Linked DNA regions of Homo sapiens: region 2 is linked to region 1. A link is an interaction called in ENCODE POLR2A ChIA-PET data of the cell type or tissue named here. Cell type or tissue: PC-9. All regions are shown on one strand. Each heading gives the region's core, and the rest is flanking DNA. Links, peaks and the distances in the headings are about the cores only. Region 1 overlaps EGFLAM (EGF like, fibronectin type III and laminin G domains). Region 2 holds the start of OSMR (oncostatin M receptor).

The links. Peaks named below come from ENCODE experiments on the same cell type or tissue, not always from the same donor. Only the 100,000 strongest peaks of a DNase experiment are listed, where the experiment ranks them.
Region 2: POLR2A ChIA-PET joins it to region 1 with 7 read pairs; 3 of 35 experiments call an interaction of 5 or more read pairs at or near these places.

The regions. Positions count from the first base shown.
Region 1 is chr5:38,418,683-38,432,313 of GRCh38, reverse strand. EGFLAM (EGF like, fibronectin type III and laminin G domains) reads right to left here. Exons shown (of 22, transcript NM_152403.4): 13 at 7,222-7,347; 14 at 5,062-5,305; 15 at 1,026-1,137. It overlaps EGFLAM-AS1 (EGFLAM antisense RNA 1), which reads left to right and starts at 4,938. Exons shown (of 2, transcript NR_046737.1): 1 at 4,938-5,222; 2 at 7,233-7,459. It also overlaps the pseudogene LOC124901186. RefSeq lists an enhancer at 4,517-5,716. In PC-9, for the core only: CTCF peaks have their summits at 11,264 and 11,467 (motif pointing left); no DNase peak of the experiment used is centred there; H3K27me3 peaks cover 10 bases.
Region 2 is chr5:38,844,985-38,860,951 of GRCh38, reverse strand. It overlaps OSMR (oncostatin M receptor), which reads right to left and starts at 14,940. Exons shown (of 18, transcript NM_003999.3): 1 at 14,565-14,940. OSMR-DT (OSMR divergent transcript) reads left to right here and starts at 15,123. Exons shown (of 4, transcript NR_109951.1): 1 at 15,123-15,284. In PC-9, for the core only: no CTCF peak of the experiment used is centred there; a DNase peak (open chromatin) is centred at 6,691; H3K4me3 peaks cover 1,115 bases; H3K27ac peaks cover 2,496 bases.

The DNA of each region.
Region 1 (13,631 bases), core at 9,504-13,503:
TCTTCTCTCTCCAGTCAAGTACCTCTTTCCCCAGCGAAAGTCTCTTTTCTTTCCTTTTCTTTTTTCTACTAGTCTATTTGCTTATTAATATACCCAAATTTATCAATGTCCTTTGCAAATCTTCCTTTACACAGAATGAAAACTGGTGGGAACTAAGATATTGGCAAATCTAAAGTCCCCTCTATTTTTAAGGAACTATAAATTGTGTGTGTGTTCGCAGAATCCTAGCAGGCTATAGTTTAAAGCAAATCTCCCTGACTTCCTCTTAAAAATGTTATTTTTCTTTGAACATAACCTTGGAATTAAAATCATGGAGGAAAGTTATAAACTTAAGTAGAAATCCTATCCTCTTGAGTCCATAACCATACACTATTCACCACGACCACCACCACCACTACTGCTACTATGTAAAGCTATTTAGTGCTGACCTGGCATCAGGTACTGTTGTGTTTTACATGTACAATTCTTTTAATTCTCACAACAACTCTGTGAAGTAGGCACTATTATCATCACCATTATCCCCATTGATAAGAGGATAATGCTGAGACAAGAACAATCTTGGTAGGTCAAGTAACCAGTATGAGCTCACACCACTGGTAAGTAATTGAGCCAGATTTTGAGCCCCAGGAGTCTGGACTTACAGCCTGTTCTTGTCAGGCCTCCCCCATGCACCACAGGCCCTACCCCAGAGTCCATGTTCTTACCTACTACTTGCTGTAGCTGATAAGAACAAAGGTGGAGTTGGGAGGCGAAGAGGTGAAAGGCAATTTTGTAAGTGCTAAATGTATTGGGTATCAACTCATTTAATCCTCACAACTCTATGAGGCCCATACTATTATTATCCCCATTTGTAGCTAAGCAATAGAAAAGTTAAGTAATTTGCCCAGTGGGGAGCTGGGATTTCCACACAGGCACTGAAGTCCATGTAGTTAACCAGAACACTCTGCTGCTTTTCTACCAAGACAGGCAGAAAACAGTAATCTGGCTCACACTAACCATCAAGAGAAAAGGTGTACTGTTCTTACCTCTGCCATTCCCTCCACTATCTTCTGCTTATCCACCTGTAAGATTCCATTCTTTGCTGTGCGAGATACACGAAGCTCGTGCCAGTTGCCCAGGGTGAGGGGATCTTCACTCCTGTGGAAGGAAGATGTGATATTATTTTTATGTATCGAGTTGATTAGGATAAGGAATGCCCAGATAGCTGGTACAACATTATTTCTGGGTGTGTCTGTGAGTGTGTTTCTGGTAGAGATGAGCATCTGAATCAGTAAACTTAGTAAAGATCTGCCCTCACCAACCTGGGCAGGCATCATGGAATCTGCGGAGGCTCTGAACTGAACAAAAAGGAAGAGGAGGGGGGAAGTGCTCTCTCTTCTTGAGTTGGGACATCCACCTTCTCTAGCCTTGAACATCAGTGCTCCTGGTTCTTTGGTCTTCAGACTTGGACCAAGACTTACATCATCAGCTTCCTGGTACTTGGGCCTTTGACTTGGACTGGAACGGACATCATGGGCTCTCTGGTTCTCAGGCCTTCAGGCTTGGACTGGAAATACACCACTAAATTTCCTGGGCTGCCAGCTTGCAGATGGCAGGCCAGGGGACTTCTCAGCCTCCATAATCATGCAAGCCAATGCCTCATGATAAATCTCTCTACATGTCTATTTATAGCCTATTGGTTCTGTTTCCCTGGAGAACCCTGATGAACATAGAAGGAAACCAAGCATGGGTTAGCATGTTATGGATCATTTTTGTCAATCTAGCCATGAGGAAACTAATGCTAACCTTAGGCACACCAATCCATTCAGTAAAAAGAAAACACTAATTACTGCTTAGTAACAACAGCAGGATTACCTACTATTTATTGGATGCCTTCATACAGTAGGAACATTGCATTTATTGTTTTATTTATTCCTTACAATGAGCCTGAAATGGGGTTCAGTGAGTCTGGTGAAATGGGTTTTCTAGATGAGAGGTGGCATGAAGATAAAATATGGTCATAATTGCACACAAGCTTGGAAGAAGAGAAAAATTGTAAGAGCTATGATGTAAAAAACAAATTATTTGGCATACCAATGTCTGTAACATACTTTGAAACGCATAAAAAATAAGAAGGACCTTTCTGCTATAGGCCTGAGTGGTTGCTGTTGAAAAGGGCAAGTTCCTGAAACCTGGGAAACTGGTGGTGGTCCTGGCCAGATGCTACTCCGACGCAAAGCTGTCATCGTGAAGAACATTGATGATGGCACGTCAGATTGCCCCTACAGCCACCGGATATCCCCTTGGACAAAACTGTTATCAATAAAGATGTCTTCAGAGACCCTGCTCTTAACCACAAGGCCCAATGGGAGGCCAAGGTCAAGTTTGAAGAGAGGAACAGATGGGCAAGAACAAGTGGTTCTTTGAGAAGCTGCAGTTTTAGATACTTTGTTTTGGTCATTAAAATTTTTTTTTAAAAATTAAGAAGGATGGATGGACAGATATAATAATGGCTAGATATGTGATGAGGCAAATATAGCAAAACGTTAATTACAGACTATAGGTGCTCGGTATCAGGATGCTTACTGTACAATTCTTCCAATTTTTCTATATGTTTGAAATTTTTCATAATAAAATATTGGGAGGGAAATAGATTCCATATTTTCTGATATTGTAAAAATGATTAAAATTACATTAAAAGTTCAATTATTCATTCAAAGTGGAAGTGCTTAAAGTTTAATGATATTTATGCAAGTTTTACTCATTACGTTTTATAGTGAGGTGTGCAGAAAGAGACTCATTATTGCATTTGTATTTCTAGCAATGTCTAGTTCCTGGCCCTCGCTGAACTTCCCAATTATCTTGTGGTCCTGGATCATCTTTAGAAAACCATGAGGAATACCAATGGGCACAATTATTGAAAGGTCACCACCCCCTCACTTGATTTTTGCTTTGGCAAATGATTTTGTGATCTGTTCTTAGCAATTAGAATTTAATCACCTTGGCTAAATCAATATGCAATAAAGAAATAAGCAGCCCTTTTTAAGTGGTCTATCTCCATAACAGAGCCATTTCATGTTTTTGTACTGCAGAGGTCATTTGCTGTCAATATGCCACCTTCCTCAACATCCTTTTATCGATCACAGCCATCAAGAACTCATTCCAATTGTCGTGATTTTTTAATCAAGTTCATAATGAATTTGCCCATCTTATCCTATTCCTAAAGTTAAAATGATCTGGCCAATTCCACAACTTCCTGTAGTTTGAGTTTTCACTGCATTGTCTTAATTGAGCAAGAAGTCTTTGAAATGGTTTTCAAAATAAACAGCTTCCAATGGGGCATCTGAAACACCAAGAGTAATCACTGTTGTTAGCTTACGCTCAGGAGGGGATAGGATAAGGGGGCAGATGGTGGTTTGTCCCTCAGAAACTCTTGCCTCATTTTCATCACCTAATTCTTAAAAATTCTTTTTCCAGTTGCCTTTGCTGACAGGCAGTGAAACAATAACTTAGTAAATTTACAAAAAAAAATTAAAAGCACCTCGTGTCAAAAATAAGCACAGAGTTATGAAAGAGAGAAATGCTGGACTTCTAAGGGTTCCATGTGCTTGTGACCCCACAGCTGGAGCTGCCACTGCAGAGAGGCAGTGTGGAGGGGGTAGTCTGTCCAGGAGGAGGGCTGATGAGCCCAGAACCTCTCCTGGATCTTTCTGGTCATTCCCTATCCAGGAAGAAAACCATTTAAAAGTGCAAGGTGATATTCAAGGTGTCTTCCTTTGTCAACTTGACATACAGTTCTAAGTGAATTGCTTAGGCTATTTTGCATAATCATATGTAAATTGAATCAATTAAATCCCCACCAAAGTTGTCTTGAAATATAGGATGTTTTTGCATAACCAGAGGTACAACAATATTTGTCCGTTCCCCTAGAGGGGAAGGTGTCACTGATGTGCAGGAATTCAGCCACAAGGACAAAAACAAACCATCCTTTTTAAGAACTGTTAAAACCTAATGCAGTGAGCATTTTCTATCAGCCAGGAAAAATGATCAGTAGTTAAGGGCAATGCATGGTTGTAGCATCTCACCTACATACTCTTTTTAAACATGACAGTCTAGCAATATGGATAAAGATTGAAAACAGTTTGCAATATTCTTTGAAACAACAGACTAACTGATACCCTGTTACAGGGCACCATGGAGCAAAACATCCTAGTGAGTTTCAAAAAAGACGAATTAGACAAATGTAGGAACAAGAAGCATGTCTGCATGCGATTAGTGGCCCCTCTGGCTTGAAGGTTAAAACTACCATCAACACAATAAAAAGATGGGAGACATAAACAAATAAAAGCGTCTGCATCTACCAACTACAGGCTCCAAGGAACAATCGACCTGCTAAGTAATTTAATAGTACAAACTAGATAACAGTAGGAAAGTTTTGACTACTTACACCAATTCTGCAAATACCAGCAAGTACTGCAGAAGCACCCATTTCCTGCTATGCTATTGAAACCACTCATCACACATCTTTCTTGAGCATATTGCTTAGGGAACGGGTCTCTGCATTGCTGATGATTCACTGTCAATTTCCATTAAAGAAATAGTTCAAGAGGAAAGTGAATATTTAGAGTGAGGTCATCAAGGATATTTTTGTTCAAAAATATTTGTTAATACTTTTTTACTAGTTGACATGTATTTGCTGGGTGCCCATCATGTGATGCTCTGTATGAGATGCTGACTAGTTACAGTTCATCAAGTTTCTGCGGATGACATGACATAACTTTAGGTGGAAATGGAGGCAGTTTACCTCCACCTGAAGCAAGTCCATTTTCCATAGTTTGAAGCATACAATTGCTACCTGTTGGGTAGTTATTTGAGAAAAGGAAGCCTTGTGGGCAGGAGAGCACTCTCTATAGGAAGCCTGTCATCTGCCTGAAGCAGGACAAGTCAGGACAAGTTTCAGAAGATAAGCATGTAGAGAAGACAGGATGAGTGTGAGCTGTTGAATGGCGATTTGGTTTTTTTCTGAAGCAGTTACTATTTGCCTTTTTAAGGGAAAGAGTCCCAGAAGTTTTCAGCCCTCACCTGAGGACACCGGTCCCAGAGCCACAGTCAAAGCGGAACTCCACGTGGCCCCCTGCCAAGTTGATGGACAGGAAGTCTTTGCTGCCTGTGTCATAGCTGTACAGGAGGACACCATCTCCTGAGTCTGGCCGAAATGTGATCTCAAATTCCATGAAGGAAAGGTAATGCTGGGGCTCCAGTGGCCAGGGAGTTGCAGCGTAAGATCTCAGAGACTCTCTGAACTGAGGAATGGTCAAGGTGAAAGCTGAAAAAACAAGCATGGTGTTAGAAATCCCTCTGTGGCAGAAACTGGCCAGATGTGCACCCATAGCTGTGTTCTTTCCCTCCTGGGTACAGACCTAAACTACAATTCCCAGCAGCCCTGCAGTTAGGTTGGTGGTGTGACTGAATTCTGGCCAGTAGAACATGGGTGGAAGAATCATAGAGCACCCTAAGTCTGGCCCCTAAAACTTCCCTCCATCCTCCATGCTCTTTCTCTCCTCTCACGTGCTGGCAGGATGCAAGTATCAGTGGAGGACTCTAAGGCCCTAGAAGAGCCATTAGATGGAAGGAAACTGTGTCCCTGTATAACTGTGTGGAGCAGAACCCCCTCTCTCACCACCATCTTTGACCTGCAGTGATTTTGTAATATGAGCAAGAACCAGCCTTGATTATGTAAGGCTACTGAAATATGAGCTGGTATGTAACAGCATTGGCTTACCCTGACTCACATGCCCTCTTTTAGGTGACATGAGATTTGAGATCACAAAAGTTTTCCCCAATATGGTATCTTAGGTCCAAATCTGAATTAGGGAAGAATTTGACTAGTTTTGTGATCTTAGCCTCAGTTTTATTTTCTTTTTATTTTAATTTCAGAATTCTGCAAAAATGATTTTCCAAAATCACTTTTGGAACCCTCCATGATTTTCCAAAATCTTTGAAATTTTCTGTTATTATTTGCCTGTGTGAGCGCACATATGTGTATTTGTGTGCATGTGTTTCCATGTTTATATACACATGTGTGTGCATGTATATATATTTACATACTCTCTGTATATACAGTATTAAAATGTGGCATAATTTAGTAGAACAGTACAAAAAAAGGTTACTTTTGTCCCATCACATTGTTAACGTTTCTGTGTCTACCTTCCCTATCTTTTTTTTTTTTCCCAAGATGGAGTCTCGCTCTGTCACCCAGATTGGAGTACAGTGGTGCTATCTCGGCTCACTGCAACCTCCGCCTCCTGGGTTCAAGCAATTCTCCTGCCTCAGCCTCCCGAGTAGCTGGGATTACAGCTGTGCACCACCACACCCAGCTAATTTTTGTATTTTTAGTAGAAACGGAGTTTCACCACGTTGGCCTCGTGATCCGCCCACCTCGGCCTCCCAGAGTGCTGGGATTATAGGCGTGAGCCACTGCGCCTGGCCTCATCTTCCCAATCTTTTATCAGAAATTGACAGAAATTCTAAAGAGCATGAGCCTGAGCTTTAAAGGCTTTGAATTCAGTCTGATACAAACCATACCAATACAGGCTTTTTAAAAGTTATTCAAGGGCCAAGAGGAGCCCACTGATTCTTAGCATCTTGAAATGAACATATGTTTGGCTGAGGGACGGAGGTGCCCTGCAGTAAGAAGTGCTGAAAGGCTCAACATCAGATGAGTGAGTTCTCATTACCAAACAAATTTTGGCACTCAGAGACACTCCAACCTTGTTTAAAAAGTTTCCCCCATCTCTCCCAACAAAGCAATGTTGATCCCATAAAAATGTATGGGGCTTTGTTAGATTTGTTAAAAGTACATTGATGAGGCCTGGCGTGGTGGCTCACGCCTGTAATCCCAGCACTTTGGGAGGCCGAGGCGGGTGGATCACTTGAGGTCAAGAGTTTGAGAGCAGCCTGGGCAACATGGTGAAATCCCATCTCTACTAAAAATACAAAAATTAGCTGGGCGCCTGTAGTTCCAGCTACTCGGGAGCTGAGGCAGAAGAGAATCACTTGAACCCGGGAGGCAGAGGTTGCAGTGAGCCGAGATGCGCCACTGCACTCCGGCCTGGGTAAGAGAGGGAGCCTTTGTCTCAAAAACAAACAAACAAATTAACAAAGAAACTATATTGATGATAAAGTACATCTACACAAATTAACATGCAGATAGAAACCGCCTTCAACTTGCTTCTTTCTCACCATCTTCACAGTGTCGACCTTTAAACCCAAGGGGACAGAGGCAAATGTAGGAGTCGGCTTTGATTGCTGTGCAGGTGCCACCATGGATGCACGAGGCCTCATCACAGATTCCACTGCTGCATTCCCCTAAATACAGAATGGGAATTACAAAGCCAATCCTCCATGTGTGCCAGTCCAACACAGTGGCGCTGACCCCACCAGCAGCTCATGGTTCTGAATAAATACATTTCAGTTCTTACTCCTGTTGATTTGCAGCTCTGCACAACTGCAAATGGGCTTTCAGGATAAGTGGAACCTGCTCTTCATTTTAATTTGATTTTGGTTTGTCCTGTATGAAGAGCCATAGAGACTTTAAAAAACATGATGGACACAATAAATCAAATAATACATTTCTGGGCAATTTTATGACCACTAACTGGGATGACTAAGCTGTTTCTGCTTTAATTCATCTCTCTCTTGCTCCCAACAGAGCATATTTCAATCCCTCCAATGTCAACAGGGTGTTTATGTTAAAAGCATTCTAAATTGCATGACCCCAATTAGCTTAAGTGCTGCTGCCTTGTTGGTTCAAAGTTGAGACAAGCAAGGTAGGCACAGAAGGAGTTACCCAGCCACGTCTAAGCTGATTAACTCACCTGGATTGTCAACTTCTCTGTCTGGGGTAGGGAGCAGGGAGGGAGGGCCCCATAATACATTGGCACATGGGTTTCAGAATCCCTATTTCTACTTCCAAAGTTACACCCTGATGAGGGACAGAAAGGTGGCCTGTGGTAAGAAGGCTGAAAGGCTCAACATCTGATGAGTGAGTTCTCTTCACCAAACAGATCAGAGAGATCCAGAAAGGGTATCCTTTGTCATTTTCAAGTGCAGGTCATCAGAGGAAAACAAATGGACTTTTCATGGGCTGTTTTTCTTCTGCTTCTTTGTGTTTTCTCTTTGTGTGTAAGAAATCAGTTAGACAGATGGACCACCATCTGGCCCAGAACCACATGAGGGAGTACAAAACACTTTTTCTGGGGGTGGAGGTAGAAGGGCGTGCCTCTGGAAGTGAAGGGTCCAGCTGTGCTCTCTCCCAGTCTTCAAGGCTGCCCTCTGCATGAGCTGGTAGCCCACCCTGTGAGGGCAGGAGCCCTCCTTGGCCTGAGTGTGTCATCTCGGCAGGATGAATCTCTCACCCTTCCCTCCTTGAATTGGTCCAGTCTTTTCATAAAGACTCACTGGGAGGAGGGGTAAAGGCCAGGCACCCAGGTTAGACCCAGGAGAGGAGACTGACTTCAGGGACTGCTAACAGAATTTGATTAAAGCCCGTGCAGATGGCTTGCCTCCCCAGCTGGGGGTGGCTAGCCTCTGTGAATTCCAGCTGGTGGCTACTGAATGTTCAGGCAGACATGACCAGTGGTCTCCAGCCACAGCCCTAAGAATGTCACCCCCAGCATTCACAGCCTCCACAGAGATGCTGGCTGACTTTGATCTTAAAGAGCCAAACTCTCAAAGGTCCCTGAGCCCCGCCAATTTCTGTGGGTTGTGATTCCTTCCCAGAGCTTGGCTGGATCCACAGGAAGAAGCGGGATCCTTGTATGTTATTTTAGATGTACAGAAAAGGATTACATTACAAGTCTTATGCATTTTAACCATTTTTTAAGAGGTGGGGGTAGGGGAGGGGAGGTCATGAAAGCCAGATGGAGTTGCTGACTTGGTGAAAGCAGCATTTCAACAAGATTACTCTGGGAATGGCATGCAAAACAGACTGGTGAGTGATAGGAGTGGAGGAGATGAAAAAACTCCTATAGGGAGTGAACAGGATGGCCACAAAGAAAATGGAGAGACTGTGAAGGATCAGACATCCAAGGAAGTAAGAAATGAGAGATTCATTCTAGAGGCTGAAAGGCAAGAACACTCCTCCAGCACAATCTCAAGGTTTGTAGCTTGAAAGACTAAAATAATGGTGCAGGAGGGAAGAAATGAGAGTGGCTGTGAACAGGACCTGGCTTCTGCAAAGCAAAGGGAGAGGTTGCTTTGGTTGGATTTAAGTCTAAGGTGACTGTGGAAATACCCAGTGCTGGTATCAGGCCTTGAAAGAAAGGAGAGAGGTTCCCAGAGTTTCCAAACCAGTGTGGGTACAAGGTCACACAAGGCATGGCACCTGTGTGAGCTGGAGAGAACCTGAGCATGGGTGAGTAAGCCACAGCAGGGGCTCTGTGAACCGAGAAGGAAAATATATTGCATCTGTATCTTCCCTAGCCTCTGCCTGGAGCTGGGTATGTATTTCCATCAACTTTCAATACAGGCAAGATACTTCTAGTGTTAGTAGTTCTTGTGAGTTGTGACCAATAGACCTCACAGCTGTTGTCACCTTCCATTTATTGCACATTTTTTGAAGTATCATTCATACTTGTTGCTACTTTGAAGTCATGGGAGTTATTTCACCCACCATTAAATAATTCTGTTCTTAATATGCTTTATAAAGGAGCACATATATTATTGTAAAAGCAAAACTTTAAAAATATGTGATAGAGCTGGGTTTCAATATAATTGTTTCCCCTTATAATATTACATATATTATTTTTCTCCATTTAAGAACATCATTATGAGAAGAGGTCCATGGGCTTCCCCAGACCACCAAAGGGGGCTGCAGTGCCAAAAAGGTTAAGAATCCCTGGGCTACTGAGAAGAGAGAACCTGGCGGCGAGGGCCCAGGGCAGCCAGGAAGGGTGAGTGCAGAGTGTAGCTGAATAGGTTCATTTTAGGGGGAAAACTCTTAACTCAAGAGTGATGGGGAGGAGAGGTGGGTGTGGCAAGGTCATGTATACACAGACCTCATTATCAATATGTAAAGTCACTTTCACCAGCGCCTACCATAGGCCAGTTGTTGTGTAGGTTTCTGCTAGATAAGAAAGCGAGAGGTAGAAGAGAAATAAGACTCCTAAGGAGGGGAAAGAATGTGGAACATCATGGGGTGGAGTTCCTTAAAGAGACCATGAACAAGGAGAAACTTCCCTGTCCCCAACCCCTAGTCCGTAACCGAGGCCCACCTATTTTTCCCCTAATGATCTGTCAGATCCGTCTCTGTTTCTACCACCACCACCACCTGGATCACACCGTTATTTGTCATGTGACCTACTGCAATAGACCTCAGCTGGTCTACATGTATCCCTGAAAGCCCCGTCTAATGAGCTGTCAGAAGATCTTCTCAAATCACAAACTAGATCATGGCACCCATCTCCCCCTTCCTCTTCCCCTGGAACAAGCCCTTCCCTCTGCCTGGAATGTCCTTCTTTCCCTTCTCCACATTTTCACTCCTACTCTTGCTTCATATTAACTTCCTCTTCTGAGAAACTCTTTCCCTGGCCCCCAGACCCTACAACCTCCCTATTAAACATCACCACTGCAGCACCACTTCTCCTCCATAACACTTACCCCAGGTGTAACTTCACCTTCACTGTGTGATTACTATATTAATTTGGTCTCTCCACATGGCAACTATATGAGGACTGAGCTGGATCCTGTCTTGTTCATTACTTGATCTCCAGCACCCAGCACTGTGACAAGCACTAAGCAGGTGCTCAGTGAAGTATTTATTGAGTGAAATGAGGAAAAGAGCTCGTAAGCCATAGTGAGACCCATGGTCACCGCAGACCCCCTGAATCTCAAATACCCTGGGAAGTGGCTCTGTGACTGCTCCAGCAGAGTGGGGATATCCAAGATGGGATTGGCATAAATGAGTGGTGGAAATATAGGTTTGAGAATCTGAATGGAAATAATCAAGAGCTGGACCAGAGAATGCAAAATTTGCTGAGATTTCTGACCAACTATTCTAGAATGTGACTTGCAGAGAGCACAGGAGCTGGGAACAGTCTAACGAAAGACAGGATATGAAGTGGAAGGAACTGAGTAATGCAAGCCCCTCTGGGGAATAAAAACGGGTTTAGTGGGAAGGCAGAGAAAAAGTCACAGTTGAAGATGGCAATGACAAGTTAGAGATATCAGATGGAGAACCATGACCTCCCTGGTGAGGCTGCGTTTGACTTACAAAAACTTGAATTTCAGGAGGACTAACCCAAAGGACAGCAAACATGGAAGCTGAGGAAGGATAATCAGCCCCACTCTTATAACCCCGGGGGAAATGAAATGCGAAGAAATGTAAAACACCAACATGGCTGACACATGCCATTAATATTCACAGAGGGAAGTCTATACAGTAATCCAATAGCTGTATCCAGGGAGCTGAAGCCCACAAGAGAGGTCCTTTTGGTGCCACCTGCTGGAAAAGTGGGTATCGCACTGTGTCAGAATTAACAAAGCTGGCAGAAATCAGTTCTTGCCCAACTTTACAACCTCTGAACTACCTGTCAGAGGTTGCCATGCCATTTCAGGACTACCAGGTTTATTCAGGGCTGTTCCCCTGAAGAAACAGATTATAGCTGATTTGATGGGAGGGTTAGAATATGAATAACAATATTAATAACAGGAAACATTTACGAAATGTTTGCGATGTGCAAAGCCCTATTCTAAGTGCTTTTTACACACCACAACTCATTTAAACAAAATAATCTTATGAGGCAGCTACTATTTCTAGATGGGGAGACTGAGTTGCAAAAATTTTTCAAATCCAGGCAATCTGCCTTCAGAGTCCAGGCTCATAAGCAAGGCATGTGACTCCTGATGGAATGGCTGGTTCTTATGTTCTGAATCATCACAGAAAGAAGATGGATTTTGGAGACATTGTCCTACCATAGTGACAGCTTTAATAATTGTTTCAGTCATTGCTGCTTACTGTTTACTTTGACCAAGTAATCAATGGATGGTAAACTATTTTTGTTAAGTAAACTTCATCTTTTATAGTTATAACAATGGCATCACCTATAGGAGTGAACAAGGTGGAGGGAAACAATTTGGTAGCCATTGATGTAGCTGATTTTGGTAAGAGGGTAGTCACTTGTGCCAGAATGGCTGAGGTCACATTAGACTCTACCACTTACTAGCTGTGTGACCTTGGGCAAGTTACTTAACTGTTCTGTACCATTGGTTTTTTGTTTTGTTTTGTTTTGTTTTTTGTTTTTTGTTTTTTAAGACAGTCTCACTCTGTTGTCCAAGCTGGAGTGCAGTGGCACAATCCTGGCTCACTGCAACCTCTGCCTCCCAGGTTCAAGCAATTCTCCTGCCTCAGTCTTCTGGGTAGCTGGGATTACATGGGTGTGCCACTAAGCCCGGCTAATTTTTGTATTTTAGTAGAGACAGAGTTTCACCATGTTGGCCAGGCTGGTCTCCAACTCCTGACCTCACGTGATCTGCCTGCCTCAGCCTCCCAAAGTGCTGAGATTACAGGCATGAGCACTGTGCCCAGCCCCATTGGTTCTTATCTGTAAAGTAAGGCTAATGATAGCACCTACTTCACAATAACCTTGGAAAGATCAAAGTAATTTAGAATGGTGCCTACTTAAAGTAGGTGCTCAACTAATAATATTAGCTACAAGAAAAACAAACAAAACAAAAAACTGTTCTAGGAGTCATGAGGATCGAATCCTACCTCTGACTGAGGAATGGAGAAAGGGATGAATTGATATGTGGTCAAGAAAATGCAGCAAAATGTTAACGGTAGAATCTAGGCAGTGAGACTATGCTGTTCACTGTGCATTCTTTCAAAATAGCATCTTAGAGATGGAGGGAAAAGAGATTCAAGGAGGAGACTTGCCATTTCTTGCCAAGGACAAAGTCATGAGGATGTGACGCTTAGAGTAGTGAGTGAAAAGGAGAGTATCATAGGGATATCGACCCAGAGTCCTGATATCATAGAGACCCTGTTATGAACTGAACAGCTTTTCCCCCAAAATTCACAGTTGAAGTCCTAATTCCCTGTATTTGGAGATAGTATCTTTAAGGAGGTATTTAAGGTTAATTGAGGTCATAAGAGTGGGGACCTAATCCAGTCCGATTGGTGTCCTTATAGGATGATATTTGGACATACAGACATACCAGGGGTGTGCACACATGGAGGAAAGATCCCACGAGCACACAGCGAGAAGGTGGCCATCTGCAAGCCAAGGAGAGAGGCCTCTCCAGGAACCAAATTGGCTGGCACCTTGATCTGGGACTTCCAGCCTCCAGAACTGTGAGAAAATTAATTTCTGATGTTTAACTTGCCCAGTCTGCAGTATTTTGTTATGGCAGCTCTAGTAGACAGTCCCTGAATTAACCAACCTGGGAATTATCTACCTGCTGCCTTCAGTGATAGAATAAATGTCCTTATTGCTTTAAAAATAAGCCTAGCTCTGCCTGCTACTTTCAATAAGTTATTTAACTTCTGCAAGCCCCAGTTTCCTCATCTGTAAAATGGGCATGATAATAACTTCTACCTCTTAGCGTTAGTGTGAAAGTAAATGAGAGAGCATATGAGAAGATGTTTGGCACAG
Region 2 (15,967 bases), core at 5,128-9,127, 430 kb before region 1:
CCTGTAATCCCAGCACTTTGGGAGGCTGAGGTGGGCAGATCACCTGAAGTCAGGAGTTCGAGACTAGCCTGGCCAACATGGTGAAACCCCATCTCTACTAAAAATACAAAAGTTAGCCAAGCATGTTAGCAGGCACCTACTCAGGAGGCTACTCAGGGGGCTGAGGCAGTAGAATCACTTGAACCCAGGAGGCGGAGGTTGCAGTGAGCCAAGATTGTGCCATTGCACTCCAGCCTGGGCGACAACAGCGAGACTCCATCTCAAAAGAAAAAATTACTGCTTAATTCTACCAAACTTACTAAGAACTAACACCAATTCTCAAAGTATTCAAAAAAAATTAAAGGAGAGGAAATTCTCTCTAACTAATTCTACAAGGCTCACATTACCCTGATACCAAAGCCAGACAAGGACACACAAAAAAAGAAAAATATAGGCCAATATCCCTGATGAACATGGAATCAAAAATCCTCAATAAAATACTAGGCAAATAGAATCCAACAACACATCAAAAAGATAATACACCATGATCAAGTGGGATTTATCCCCGGGATGCAGGGATGGTTCAACCTATGCAAATCAATAAATGTGATACGTTACATCAAAAAAATGAAAGACAAAAACCATATGTTCATCTCAATAGATGCAGAAAAGGCATTTGATAAAATTCAACATTCCTTCATGATAAAAACTCTCAACAAACTAGGCATAGAAGAAATGACCCTTAACATAATAAAGGCCACATATGACAGACCCACAGCTAACATCATACTGAATGGTGAAAAGCAAAATTTATTCTCTCAGAATTGGAATGAGAAAAGGATGCCCAATTTTACAACTCATATTCAACATAGTACTGGAAGTCTTAGCTAAAGCAATCAGGCAAGAGAAAAATAAAAGGCATCCAAATTGAGAAAGAAAAAGTGTCCCCATTTACAGATGTCATGATCTTGTATATATAAAAACCTAGACTCCACAAAAACTTCTTAGAACTGATAAATGAATTCAGTAAAGTTTTAGAATACAAAATCAACATAGAAAAACTAGTAGTGTTTCTATACACTAAGAACAAACTGATTGAAAAAGATATCAAGAAAGCAATCCCATTTACAATAACTACACCAAAAAACCTAAAAATAAATTGAACCATGGAGGTGAAAGATGTTGAAGGAAAACTACAAAACACTAATGAAAGAAACTGGAGAAAACACAAACAAATACATTCTCATAAATTGGAAGAAATAATATTGTTAAAATGACCATATCACCCAAAGCAATCTACAGATTCAATGCAATCCCTATCAAAACATCAATGACATTTTTCATAGACACAGGAAAAACAATTCTAAAATTCATATGAAACCACAAAAGATCTCAAATAGCCAAAGCAATCCTAAGCAAAAAGAACAAAGCTGAGACCTCACAACACCTGCCTTCAAAATATACTACAAAACTACAGTAACCCAAACAGCATGATATTGGTATAAAAACAGACACATACACCAATTTATGAGATTAGAGAACCCAGAAATAAATTCACATTTTTACAGCCAAATGATTTTCAACCAAGGTTCCAAGAACATATATTGGGGAAAGGACATACTCTTCGAAAAATGGTGCTGGGAAAACTGGATACCAATGCAGTAGAATGAAACTAGATTCCTATTTCTCATCATAGACAAAAATAAACTCCAAATGGATTATACACTTAAACATAATGCCTAAACTATAAAAATACTAGAAAAAAACATAGCAGAAACGCTTCTGAACATTGGTCAAGGCAACAATTTTATCACTAAGACTTCAAAAGCACAGGAAACAAAAACAAACACAGATAAACAGAACTATACCAAACTAAAAAGTTTCTCCACAGCAAAGGAAACAATCAACGGAGTGAAGAGAAAACCCGCAGAATGAGAGCAAATATTTGCAAACCATTCATCTGACTAGGAACTAATATCCAGAATATGCAAGGAACTCAACTCAACAATAACAACAAAAATTCCATTAAAAAGTGGACATATGTTCCAAATAGACTTATCAAAAGAAGACATACAAATGGCCCACAGGTATATGGCAAAAATGCCCAACATCAATAATCATCAAGGAAATGCAAATCAAAACCACAGTGAGGTGTCATCTTACCCCAGTTAGAATGGCTAGTATCAAAAAGGCAAAAATAACAAATGCTGGCAATGATGCAGAGAAAAGGGAACTCATACACTGTTGCTGGGAATGTAAATTAGAAGAGCCATTATAGAAAACAGTATGGAGGTCTCTCAAAAAACTAAAAATAGAACTACCATATAATCTAGCAATCCCACTATTAGGTATTTATTCAAAGGAAAAGAAATAAGTATATAAAAGGGATCCCTGCACCCCCATGTTTGTTGCAGCGCTATTCACAATAGCAAAGATATGGAATTAAACTGTGTTGTACACCAGACAAGTGATACAGAAAATGTGGTATATATACACAGTGGAATACAATTCAGCTATAAAAAGGAATGAAATCCTGTCATTTGCAGCAACATGGATAGAACTCAAGGTCATTATGTTAAGTGAAATAAGCCAGGCACAGAAAGAAAAATATCACATATTCTCACTCATATGTGGGAGCTAAAAAAAAAAAAAAAAGTGGATCTCATGGAAATAGAAGATAGAATGATGGTTACCTGAGGCTGAAAAGGGTTAGGAAGGGGGCAGTCAACAGGCACAAACATGCAGTTAGATTGGAGGAACAAGGGCTAGTGTTCTACAGCACCACAGGGTGATTATAGCTAACAACAACATATTGTGTATTTCAAAATTGCTGGAGGAAAAAATTTCTCCAACACAAAGAAATGATAAATGTTTCAGGTGATAGATATCCTAAAAGACCCTGATTTAATTACTACGCATTTTATGCATGTACCAAAATATCACATATACCCCCTAAATTATGTACAATTATTATATATACAATTTTCTAAAAGATAGCTGGAAGAGGCTGGGCATGGTGGCTCACGCCTGTAATCCCAGCATTTTGGGAGGCTGAGGTGGGAGGATCACCTGAGGTCAGGAGTTTGAGACCAGCCTGGCCAACATGGTAAAACCCCATCTCTACTAAAAACACAAAAATTAGCCAGGCATGGTGGCACGCCTCCATAGTCCCAGCTACTCGGGAGGCTGAAGCAGGAGAATTGCTTGAACCTAGGAGGCGGCGATTACAGTAAGCTGAGATGGCACCATTGCACTCCAGCCTAGGCGACACAGCGAGACTCCATCTCAAGAAAAAAATAAAAATAAAAAGATAGCTAGAAGAGAGAGTTTTAAATGTTATCAGAAAGAAATGATAAATGTGTAAAGTTTTGAATATGCTAATTACTTTGATCAGTATACAATGTATACATACACTGAAACATCACAACTGTACCCCATAATTATGTATAATTATTATGTGTCAATTTTAAATAAAATTTCAAATGAGTTTGTATTACAACTGAATATTAAAGCCGGGGGAAAACTAATTCTAGAGGAAATAGTTTCTAGTCATAAGCAAGGGGAAGTCAAAGAAAAATCCTCCAAAATGACACTCACTTTGAAATTTAAAATATCCCTTATATTCTGTGGGCTTAGTATATCATCCTCTTCACATTCATATCATTTGAGGAATGCAAGGTGTTCACCACTGAAAGGAAATCTCATCTCATAAATTTAAAAGCAGATGATTCAGAGAATGATGTGCATGTTGCCAAATGTTTTTTAAAAAGGACTACTTAAAATGTTTCTAAAATTTTGATGTTTTCCTAGAATATCGAGTATTTTACATGTCACAAAAAATTAAGGTTATAGGGCAGAAAAACTTAAGACTAAAAATTAGAAGCCACTTGCCATTTAAGGGTAAGCAGAAATTAGAGAATAAAAGCTGTCAAGCAACACAATGGAAAGACATGAGTATTTACAAAAGATGTATTTCTATGGTTTGGGTACCAAAGAAGAGCCTTTGAGAATCATCAAGATAGTCTTGTCTGGGCCAGGCATGATGGCTCATGCTTATAATCCCAGCATTTTGGGAGGCCGAGGCTGGAGGATCACTTGAGGCCAGGAGTTCCAGACCAGACTGGGCAACATAGCAAGATCCATCTCTACAAATAAAAATTAAGATTACCTGGGCATGGTGGCACGTGCCCCTAGTCCCAGTTTCAAGGGAGGCTGAGTCAGGTGGATCCCTTGTTTCTGGGAGTTCAAGGGTGCAGTGAGCCATGATCACACCACTACATTCCAGCCTGGGTGTCAGAGCCTATCTCTAAAACCAAAAATAAAAGATCACAAGATGGTCTTATCTGGAATTCCTGCCCTTTATACTGTCTCTCACATATGTCAGGCTATGAATCCTAGAAGGTTAGCTTTTGTGCTCAGATTCCCTGTTTTCTTCTGTCATCAGTTCACACATGTTGGGCAGGGGCAAGCAGGACACAGTAGTCACTGCCTACACATGAGCAAAGTGATTATTATTTCCAGCAGTGGGACTGGACAAGGCCACCCCCTGTGTTTCAGGCCCCAGGCCACCTGAGGACCACAGACAGAGGGAAGATGAGTCCTAGCTACTGCCCAAAAACCTTCTGCTAAAATCAATAAAGTATATCAAAACGTGCAGAACAGGAATCAACACCTGGCAGAACATTCCAGAGACACTGTGGAGCCTCTTTGATAAATGCCATAGGAACAGGCTTCCTCATGGCTGATGCAGTATGAAAAAACACAGACACCAATGATTCCAAGTTAGCTGCTTCCAAGACCCAAGAAGTCCTCAGTTCTATACCTTGTAAATAAATTCTCCTCAAGTTGTCCTATTCCAAGTGTGCCAACTGTTTCCTGATGGATGGGACCCTGACTAACACAACGAAAAGCCCAGAGGTGAGGGAGAAAACTCTGCAAAGACCCTGAGGTTGGGGGCTGCTTGGAGGATTTAGGGAACGAGGAGGAGCCAGGTGTGACTAGAGAGGAGTGAACAAGCAAGCTGGTGAGAGCCAGAGAAGACATCTAGAGGGCATGCAGACAGGCAGAACAGAGCAGGCAAAATATGGGAAGAAACTGGGCTTCTGCTCTGGGCCAGATGGGAGCCACTGTAGATTTTAAGCAGAGGAGTAACGTGGTCTGGTTTACATTGAACAGAAGCCTGCAAGGATGAGAGATTGAAGGGACAACAGTGAAGTGAGGGACAACAGTGAAGTGAGGGACAACAGGTGGGGGGGTGTGGCGGTGGCAGTGGGGGTTGGGGGGGTTAGTGCAATGGTCCAGGGAAGAATGATGAGGGTCTCAGAGCAGGTGACAGCCGTGGAAGCAGTGAGCAGTGGTGGAATTTGAGAATGATTTAAAAGATAGAGCTGACAGGACAGGGGTGGTGACAAAGTGACACATCATGGATGGCTACAACAGTTTTGACCAGAGCCCCTCGAAGAATGGAATTACTGTTTATGGAGGAGCAGAGGAGTGTGGGAGTAACACACCTGGTGGTCTGTATCAATAGTTCAATTTGCCACATGTTAAGTTCAAGATGCTTATTTCATCTCCAAGAAAAGATGTCAGGCAGCTAGCCGGATACACAGTTTGAAGGTCTGGGAGTGGTCCTGGCTAGGCATATACATTCAGGCATCCTCAGTGCTTACACATAGTACTTAAACCCATAAGACTAGACCATCACCAAACCAGAAGTACAGACAGAAAAGCTAGGAGGTCAGCGCACGAAGCTCTGGGCTGCTCCACACCCTCTACTGTGGCCCCTCCTGCAGATCAAGTGAAAATCCAAGATTGGGCCAGGCTTTCCTAGCTTGCCTCAAGGGTGAGGGCTGTGTGGTGGGGGTGAGCAATCTGCACAGCCCCTGCAGCCCCGACACAGTCTCACTGCTGCTCTGGCCGGGACAACCTTGGTGGTGTCTCCTCTGCAGCTCTGCTTCTGGCACAAGAAAGGCAGCCAGCTCTCTCATCCACCCGGCCGGCTTTCTCTCTCGACTACTGTCAGTGAGGAGCACTGCTACTTCCAACTTCCAGTGAGAAAAGGAAGTCAGGGAAGTGTGAAGCAGCAGAATTTAGAAAGGGAAAAAATACTTCCTACTTCATCCCCACTACTTGGTCCTTTCCCCAAATCTGTTCTTCATTTCTCTCTCTTTTTCAGGTCTCCATTATTCCCAACTAGACTATAAGCCACTTGCAGGCAGGCCTGGATCTTATTCCCCATTGTCTGTCAGTCCCAGAAGACAGTTGCTACTCAGTAAGTATTTGATAAATGAATAAAAATGGGTACTAATTTTCTCACATTCTCTCTTCTTTGCTTTCAATCTTTTTTTAATGAAAATAGATATCTGTTCAGGCCTTTCTACTTTTACTATTGTCAAATATTGCCTAATTTATAAATCTTGCATTGACTTTCCTTCTCTGCAGGGCAAAAGAAGGAAAGAAAAATTACCCATTGATTTTGTAGAACTTCTTAATCAAATCTTGTCTCTTTGCAAAATCTCATTCTCAGTAAAGATGCTTATGAAAATCCCTCAGAAAAATATCACATGCGTAATAAAACACAACTTTTTAAATGGATTTCAGTCTGCCCTTCCTCACCACACTTCTTGTTCTGTCATTACTGAAATATTCCTGGGAAGTTTCCTCACCACAAATAATGCCCATGAGAAGCAGCGTGATAAGAGTCATTCACGTCCCAAGAATGTGGGTGTGTTGACAAACTTCAAAACTGGCTGGGTGACCTGATGATGTCTTATGCAAATGCCATTTTAAAGGAAGAAGCCCTTTCTTGGAGGTCTCATGCCTGGGTGTATGCATTTATGAAAGAGTCCTGTGCAGCAGTACAAAGAGTTGAATGCTACTTCTTGCGGGTTCTGCATGATTCTCAGGCTCGGTTATCTTTTTTTTTTTTTTAAGAGTACTGCCAGTTATATATTTGAGAGCCCCTTTGAAGAGGCCTCTGCCTTACAGCATAGGGTTGATTACTTACAAGTGTTCACTCCAATTCCCTTCCTCCTCAAGGCTCCACAGTCAGAAGCTACAGCCATGGGAAGCTTTGAGTATTTCTCCTTTCATGTCCGTCCCCCACACCCCACCTCTTGAACCTGTCCACTGGATAATGGTTAAGTGTTTCCACCAGTGTTATAAGGTAAATCCTGATTTATAAAATTGAATTAGCTGATGAATAACTGATTTTTTAAAAACGCAACATTCAGTTCAAGATTTCTGCAATTTGTGACATCAGCTAGGATTAAAGCTGAGTCTCTAAAAGGTAAATGAAGCCAAATAAAAAAATGAAAAACTGGAATCCAAGGGTATTCTGAATCCAAAAAATATGTACATATGCTAAAGGTGATATTTTAAATCACTTTTGAGATCACAGAAATCATTCCCCAAAATGGTACTGGAACAATAGCACGCAGACTTGTGGGAAAAGGAAGCTGTAATATTAATAATTAAGTACCATGGACTCTGACATAAAATGCTTAGGGTCAAATTCCTACTTTGGTACTTAAAAACCATATGGCCAATGACAAGTGATTTAACCCCTCTAGGTTTCAATGTCCTTTTCTGTAGAAGGAGAAGAATAAAATAACCTACCTTATAGCATTGGCATGAGGATTAAATGGGCTTATGAGAACCTACATACAGCAAACCCAGTTAATGTTAATTTTATCATTAAGTCTATTGCCTCATTTCCTTCAGCAAAATAAATTCCAGATGAACAAAGATATCAATGCAAGGAATAAAACCATTAAAAGTACTAGATTAAATCATAGGTAAATAGTTTTATAATCTGTTAGGCATGATATAAAACTCATAAGCAAAAAAGATAAGGATGTAGGGGGAGGGTGAAGAATGATAAAGATAGCTATACTGATTAACAAACATTGAAACATTTTAGTGCTTTAAATGAAAACAATAGGGCCGGGCGCGGTGGCTCACGCCTGTAATCCCAGCACTTTGGGAGGCCGAGGCGGGCGGATCACGAGGTCAGGAGATCGAGACCATCCTGGCTAACACGGTGAAACCCCGTCTCTACTAAAAAATACAAAAAATTAGCCGGGCGTGGTGGTGGGCGCCTGTAATCCCAGCTACTCGGGAGGCTGAGGCAGGAGAATGGCATGAACCCAAGAGGCGGAGCTTGCAGTGAGCCAGGATAGCGCCACTGCAGTCCAGCTTGGGCGAAAGAGTGAGACTCCGTCTCAAAAAAAAAAAAAAAAAAAAAAAAAAAAAATGAAAACAATAGTTTCAATATGTATCACAAAGAGCTATCCCTCATATACAAAGAGTTCTTAGAAATAAGTAAAAACAGGCATACAACTCTGTAGAAAAACATGAATACATAATTCATGAAAAGAGGGAAATACAAATATCACCCTTCCCTACAAAAAACTTGGCAAGATCACTAAGAATTAAAGACAATTGTGTGTGTGTGTATGTCTGTGTATGTCTATGTAGTATCCAATTGGTAACGTTTAAAAAGGTCTTAATACCTCACATTGGTAAGAGTTTACAGAAATAAGCATTGTGACTCACTAATGATCAAAGCATACAACCTTACAGAGGTCCATTTGACCACATCTACTAAAATTCTATGTGTATTTCTCTTGATCCAGAAATCATTCTGTAATTCTATTGCTGAAATTTTGCCCTACAGATGATAGACAGAGTATTGCACATGTTGTACGCAAATGTGTTTAAAGACTGTTATAGCACTGTGTACATGAGGGAAAAAATAAAAATCCAAGAGCCTTTCAAAAAGAACAGAAAAATAATTATGGTGCATTTCTACAAAGGAACAACATGCAACTGTTAAAAAGAATGAACTAGATCCATGCACTGACATGGAAAAATATTCTAAAATATTGAGTGAATGTATTAGTTTGTTTTCACACTGCTGATAAAGACATACCAGAGACTGGGTGATTTACAAAAGAAAGAGGTTTAATGGACTCACAGTTCCACGTGGTTGGGGAGGCCTCACAGTCATGGTGGAAGGAGAAAGGCACATTTCACATGGTGGCAGACAAGAGAAGAATGAGAGCCAAGTGAAAGTGGTTTCCCCTTATAAAACCATCAGATCTCGTGAGACTTATTCTCTACCACGAGAACAGTATGGGGGAAACTGCCCCCATGATTCCGTTATCTCGTACTGGGTTCCTCCCACAACATGAGGGAATTATGGGAGCTACAGTTCAAGATGAGATTTGGGTGGGGACACAGCCAAACCACATCAGTGAATAAGTCAGTTTCAAAACAGTATATACCTAAGAACATCTCTGAAAGAGAACTGTGGCAGTGTGCAGCTGTGCCCCTCAGTGCTCCCTTCAAGAGAGCGTAGATGACTGACAGCCTTCAGACACTGCCCCTTCAGATCTGTGGAAGATTCACACACCCCAGGCTGCTCCCACCCAATGGCTGCAGCTGGAAGCAACTCCTTCCCACCTTCCTTCCTCCCCATCTCCTTCCACAGGCATCACACCTGCACTGGGTCTGAAGGCTCTGTGCCTACAGTTACTCCCTTTCCCCTTACAAGTCCTTCCCCCAGTAAATCTCTTGCACATGTGTTTCTGGCTTGCTCTCTTCTACTTGAGGGATCCAAACCAGCCCCAAAGACACACCCACTTACTAAGTTATAAATTTAGAGCTGAGATGGAGGGAGGGAGGTGGGCAGAATAAGAGAAATTATAGATAACTCACTTTAAGTTATACAGTTCTGCAACATAAAGCATTCCTTAAAACGTGTGTGTGTGCATGTTTTAAACATATTAAGCTCAGTCTTGTGCAAGTGGCAATTTCCTTATTTCCACACTTGAAACCATATATCCCAACATGATTAAACTAGTTGACAGTGTTTGTGTTTCCAGTCCAACCCATGGTATTGAACAGACTTGAAAAAGGTTGGCAGTTTTTACCTACTGGATCAGCCTGGGAGGATGCCGTGTTTTTCTGTACAGAAAATGTAACCTCTTAGGTTCTGAGAGAGTGTAGATACTTTAATGATCTATTTCCAAATGCAAAAAGTAACCAGTGTCCTGAGTAGAAAAATCATACTACCATCCCCGGCTGACAGACAGACACACTGAAGTATATATATGAAGTAAATTTGCTCAAAATCCCCCATTAGGGAGATTGAAAGTAGAAAGAGGTGACCAAGAAATACCACGGTGTATGAAAAATTTACTCACAAGAAAGCGTAACTTCTGTTGATGCACATCTTCTCAAAAGCTGGCATTACACATGAACAATGAAACCTCAATCACTCTTTTCTGAGAATTATTTTGTCTTACATTTTTCCAAGTGTTCTTTATGTCTTACATTTTTCTATTTGCAGAAGCCACTTACAATTGTGCTTTTCTTTAGTTGACATTAAATGTCATATTCAGGCTGCATATATTTTATATGACTGTCTTCATCTTAAGTCAACAGTTTAAAATAATCCAGATAGTTAATTGCCTCAATGACTCTAGATCTAAGAACAGAGCTAGGTATTCTATTTAGCGATCTCACCAACCCTCTTTCTTTTAACAAAAATAAAGGAAGAGAGGGAGAGAAGAAGGAAGAAAGGAAAACAACTATAATTTAGTTCTTTAGCATGTAATTTTAAAAGAAATCAATTTAAAAATGCTTTCAATCATATTCATTACAAATAGGAAGTACTATCACTAGCAGCATAAATTTAAATAGTTGTACAAGACTGTACACCCAAATGTGGACAAAGGACCAGCAGTATTGACATCACCTGGTAGCTTGTCAGAAATGCAAAATCTCAGGCCAGACCTTAGACCTCTTGAATCTGCATTTAAATAATATCCTCAGGTGATTCATATGCACATTCAAGTTTGAGAAACACTACTATATTTAAAATATATGATATATTTTTGTCTCTTAGGATACTACCAATAAATAAAGGAAATATTTACTGGTTCCTATTACCAATAGGGCACTCTGCAAAACCATGAGTAGGATATAAATATGAAAAAGATCCCAGCTAGCATGTATAAGATACTAACTCTCTACAAGGTGCTTTGCTAAGTGACGTACATGCATTTATTAATTGAATCCTCACAACAGCGCTAAGAAAAGGATTATATTATTATTCCCATTCACAGAGGAGGAAATTAAGGATAAGAAAGTTGACAAGTAATTTATCCAAACTGACCCAGTTAATCTGATGTGTAGCCAATATTTGAAATCAGATAAGTCATTAACCAAAGTTCACATGACACAGTTTCCTTAAAGCTTGGAGCTCATACCAAAGTGGACATTAAAGCATTAAAAATTGCTAACAATTATAAACTCAATAAAATCTTAATTAAAAATAGGATTTTATTAAACTTGACAGGCTATTTGTAAAGAGAAAATGTATGTGATTTATAAAAAAAGTTGTTTTAAAAAGCACAAATATATACCACAAGATTTTCAAAAACACTATAAAGCTACAGTAGTTAACTCAGAGTAATATTGGTTTAGGGAAAAACAAACAAAAAAAAAGATCAATGAAACAGAATAGAATCCTGACACAGACCCTTTTACAAACAGGAATTTATTTAATGATAAAAACAGAATTTCAAATGAGTTGGAAAAAAGATGAATTATTAAATAAATGCTATTGGATCAGCTGTCTAAAACTTTACAAAAATATTAAGTTACATCGTTACCTTCCACTTCGTATCTATCAAGTGGAAAAAGGGGCAAACCCTTTGACACAGGAATACCTCTCCTCAGATTCTCTTCCACAGAAATACTCACACTTGAGCAGGAAGATGAATGTGTGATCTGCTCTGAAGCAACGTTGCTAATGCTGAATGTCCATCAATATAGGAAAGGATGGATAAATTACATTCTATTTCTACTTTAGGATAACATGTAGCTGGCCGGGCGCAGTGGCTCACGCCTGTAATCCTAGCACTGTGGGAGGCCAAGGCAGGTGGACTGCTTGAACCCAGGAGTTCAAGACCAGTCTGGGCATCATGGAGAGACCCAATCTTTACAAAAAATACAAAAAAAAAAAAGTCAGGTGTGGTGTCATGTGCCTGTAGTTCCAGCTTCTCAGGAGGCTGAGGTGGGAGGATCACTTGAGCCCAGAAGGTCGAGGCTGCAGTGAGCCATGATCATGACACTGCACTTCTGCCTGTGTGACAGAGTGAGACCATCTCACACACACACAAAAAGAATAACACGTAGCCATTAACAAAAGAGGTATCTAGAGACAATGGAAAGATCTCTAAGACTTGGAAAGTGAAAAAGCAAGCTGTACAATAAGTATAGTAAGATAATTTGCATATTTAAAACATATGTATATGTATGTATTATGTAAAACTATAGAAAAGAAAAACAAGCCTTAGAATGGTATTATCAAACTTAACCTTCCCTCTTCTGAGTGGGAGGAGGGAGGATGGTGATGGCACGTCTACATTTCACTTCACTTCTATATTGAGTGAGAATGAGTTGTTATTATTTGTATTATTTTTAAAACACAAAAATAGAATACAACGTGGAGTGCACAAATGCAGAGCGACCAGTACAACTAAAATGAGGAGGGAAGGAAGGCTATGAAGCCACCAACACAGCTGTTGGAAAAGAAATTCTCTCTTCATGTAGCTACAAAGAAGCCTGCTTGGAGGAGGGGATTTCTCCAGCAAGGCCATGATATTCTATTTGTTTTGGTTTGGGTTTTTTTCCCCCCATTTTACACATTTTTTAAGCAATCAAGAAGGATTTTCTCCCCCAGCGAAAGGAGGGCCAAGGCTCACAGTTCCTGTAAGTGAGCAAGACCACACTCACTAAGATTCTCTTCTACTGCAGCCAATGAATGCCCCAGTCCTTTCCCACAAGGAAAATACACACCTTCTTCTTGTTAAATACAGTACCACTGATTCCCCTTTGAAAACCGTAACAGTTCTCCTGATTCGGTTTTGTCCTCAGGACAAAAGGGTTACAAAAACATGAGAGATCCAGGAACACCTCTGCATGTGTTCCTGGTCTGTTCAGGTTAAAGAAAAGGGTAGAGGGGGAAAGAACCAGTGTTTATGTGTTCTCCCCAATGCGGCTCGGGTCCCTGCGGAAGAAACACCCAAGACCAGCCTTTTTCTCTCAAAGCCACCTTTGATACAAAAGGCTTAGCCACACCTGCTGGGACAAACGGGAACTGGGACCAAGATGTAAGTCACAAGGAGGCAATTTACAGCAGAGAACTAGCTCTTCCTACAATAAAATGTGAGGTGGTGAGCTTCCTGCCACTGGAGGCACTGAACAAATGCTACGGGGAAAACAAACTGAGTATTTCCTGAAGATTCTGAATAGAAGGCTGTGTTTGGAGTTTGATGCTTTGAAAGCTCAAGAAATGATTCTCAGACACAGCGGAGTTTGGGGACATCAAGGGCTCTGAGTGCATTTTAAAGCAGCCCAGGAGAGAGACAAAGCAAGACCATAATGAAACACCCCACCCAGTCTTAGAGTTTGAGCTACAGCACGGTGATCATGAGCAGACTCCAAACCCAAATCCTGATACTGTCACCTGCTAGCTGTGTAACCCTAGAAAAGTTACAAAACCTCTTTGGGCCTCAGTTTCCTCAATAAAATATAATAAAAAACTAGTACCCGCCTCACCCGTGAAGCTTAAATGAGCTAGCATATGTCAAGTGCTTAGAATAGGGGCTGGTTCACAGTAAGTATGAACCATTATTATTTGCAGACAAGGAAACTAAGAGGTGATAAGTAGTTTGACCCATGTTCCAAAGTCAGTTTTAATCTTGGGAATAAAACCTAAAAATTTCTTTCTCCTCCATCAGAATTCCTTCTAGCTCAAACTAAGTATCCTACATTCAATTCTATCTTCTCTGCCTTCATAGACCCTTCCATTTACTTCTCTTGAATATCTTGTTCCCAAAGTGTTTTCAAGGCAGGTCTGTTACCAAGCCACTCCATCAGCAGCACCTAGCACTGTGCCTCCCGCAGCAAGGCAGGCAGGATGGATGGACGGATGCAGGCATGCATGGGTAGGTGGATGAAGGGCAGATGAAGAACTATCGAGAAAGGAATCGCGGTGTCAGGGGTAAAGCCCTGGCCTGCGAGAGCCGGGCTCGGATTTCAGTGCCCTCACAGCTAGCCATATGGCCTTGGACAAGTTACTGAACCCCTCCGTGCCTAGGTTTCCAGAATGTAGAGGGCCACTTCCACTCAAGTGGCTGGAGAAGAAGGTAAGCGCCCCGGACGGACGCTATTGCAGAGTCGCCCGGGGATTCCTCTCTCCACCTGTGCTTGAGCTCCTCCCGCTTCTACGCTAGGGACCAGGTGGGAGAGATACACGGATTCCCAGAAAAATGGCTCTCTCAGGTGGGAGTCAAGGGTTACGAGAGGAGAGGTAGGGGAAGCAATGAACTCCTCCACACGATGTGTTGGGAGAGAGGAAAGAGGGATTCAAGTGGGAATTTTCCACTCAACAAACATTCCACCATCATTTGAGAAAAAGGCGCTGGGATGGTGAATTTCAAACAGTCTGAGAAATGGGCGACTCGGCACTGTGCGGCCTGTAAGGAATGAATCATTTAGTTTTCACCCACCAGGTAGGCAGGCCGGGGGCGAGGACCCTCCGAGCGCCGTCCGAGCGCAGGTGGTAGCCCAGCCAAGCAAACGCTGGGCAGAGGCGGCACCGAGGAGGGGAACGGGCTGCTGCACTCCCGGTCGCGTCCAGCCGGGATGGGCTGCGAAGTTGTCGGATTCTTTCCCGCACAGCACGGGGCTCGCCCGTCGGAAAAGCCACCGAGGGCGGCGCAGCGGCAGGGCGCGAGCAGAGCGGGGACGGGCGGGTCGGGGGTACTCACGCCGCGGGCGAAGGGCTCCACGAGCCGGGCCGAGTCCTCGGCGGCGCGTGGGGCGCGGGTGCGGGCTCCGGGGCGGACGTGCAGAGGCGGCCCGGGCCGGGGCTATGAATCAGCTGCGGGGCAAGCGCGGAGGGGCGGGAGTTACTGGAAAACCGCGGGGGAGGGCAGAGGGGTGAGGTCTTTTGCAATTTCCCGTCTTGCTGCGCACTCTTGGCACTCCTGGGACCCACAGGAATTCCCTCCCTTCAGTCCCGGGGGGAGGCGGCCGCGATCCTGGGGGAGGCGCAGCCTCACAACCCGGACTTTGCGGGCGGGCGGGCACTGGTGAGAAGAGGAAGTGGGAGAGGCCTGGGAAGGAAACTTGGAAACCGAAAACTCGGCGGCCGAGGCTCCGTGCCCCGCGCGCAGCGCTGCTCCTGCCCCGGCCAAGGACGCACGGGCCAGCCGGCGGAACCAGAGGTAAGCCGAGTGACCGATGAGGCCTGGGGCTGTGTATCCCACAGGGGCACTTGTCATCCCAACCCAGAGGCCAAACCCGTGAGATCCCCGTCCGAAAATCTTCAGGCAAGAGAAGTCCTTTAACTAAATTTTGGCCGTGTTTCCATTTGGCGTCCAGAGCAACGAAAACGTGTTTGAACCGAATCAAACGGTCCCCATTTTTCCCCTACTCGCGTTCTATCCAGAAACGCCCTGTCCGACAAAGTTTCTTCGGCTACAACAGTCCCGAAACCTTTATTTCCCAATGCTACGACATGCTACACATGGTTTACTTTTCCCCTTAAAAATGCCATCCAATCTTCAACCTTTTTTTTTTTTTTTTTTTGAGACGGCATCTCACTGTGTCACCCAGGCTGGAGTGCAGTGGCGCGATCTCGGCTCACTGTAAGCTCCGCCTCCCGGGTTCACACCATTCTCCTGCCTCAGCCTCCCTAGTAGCTGGGACTACAGACGACCGCCACCACGCCTGGCTAATTTTTCTATGTTTAGTAGAGACGGGGTTTCACCGTGTTAGCCAGGATGGTCTCGATCTCCTGACCTCGTGATCCGCCCGCCTCAGCCTCCCAAAGTGCTGGGATTACAGGCGTCAGCCACTGCGCCCGGCCAAAAATGCCATCCAATCTTTACCGTGTCTGGGCCTTTGA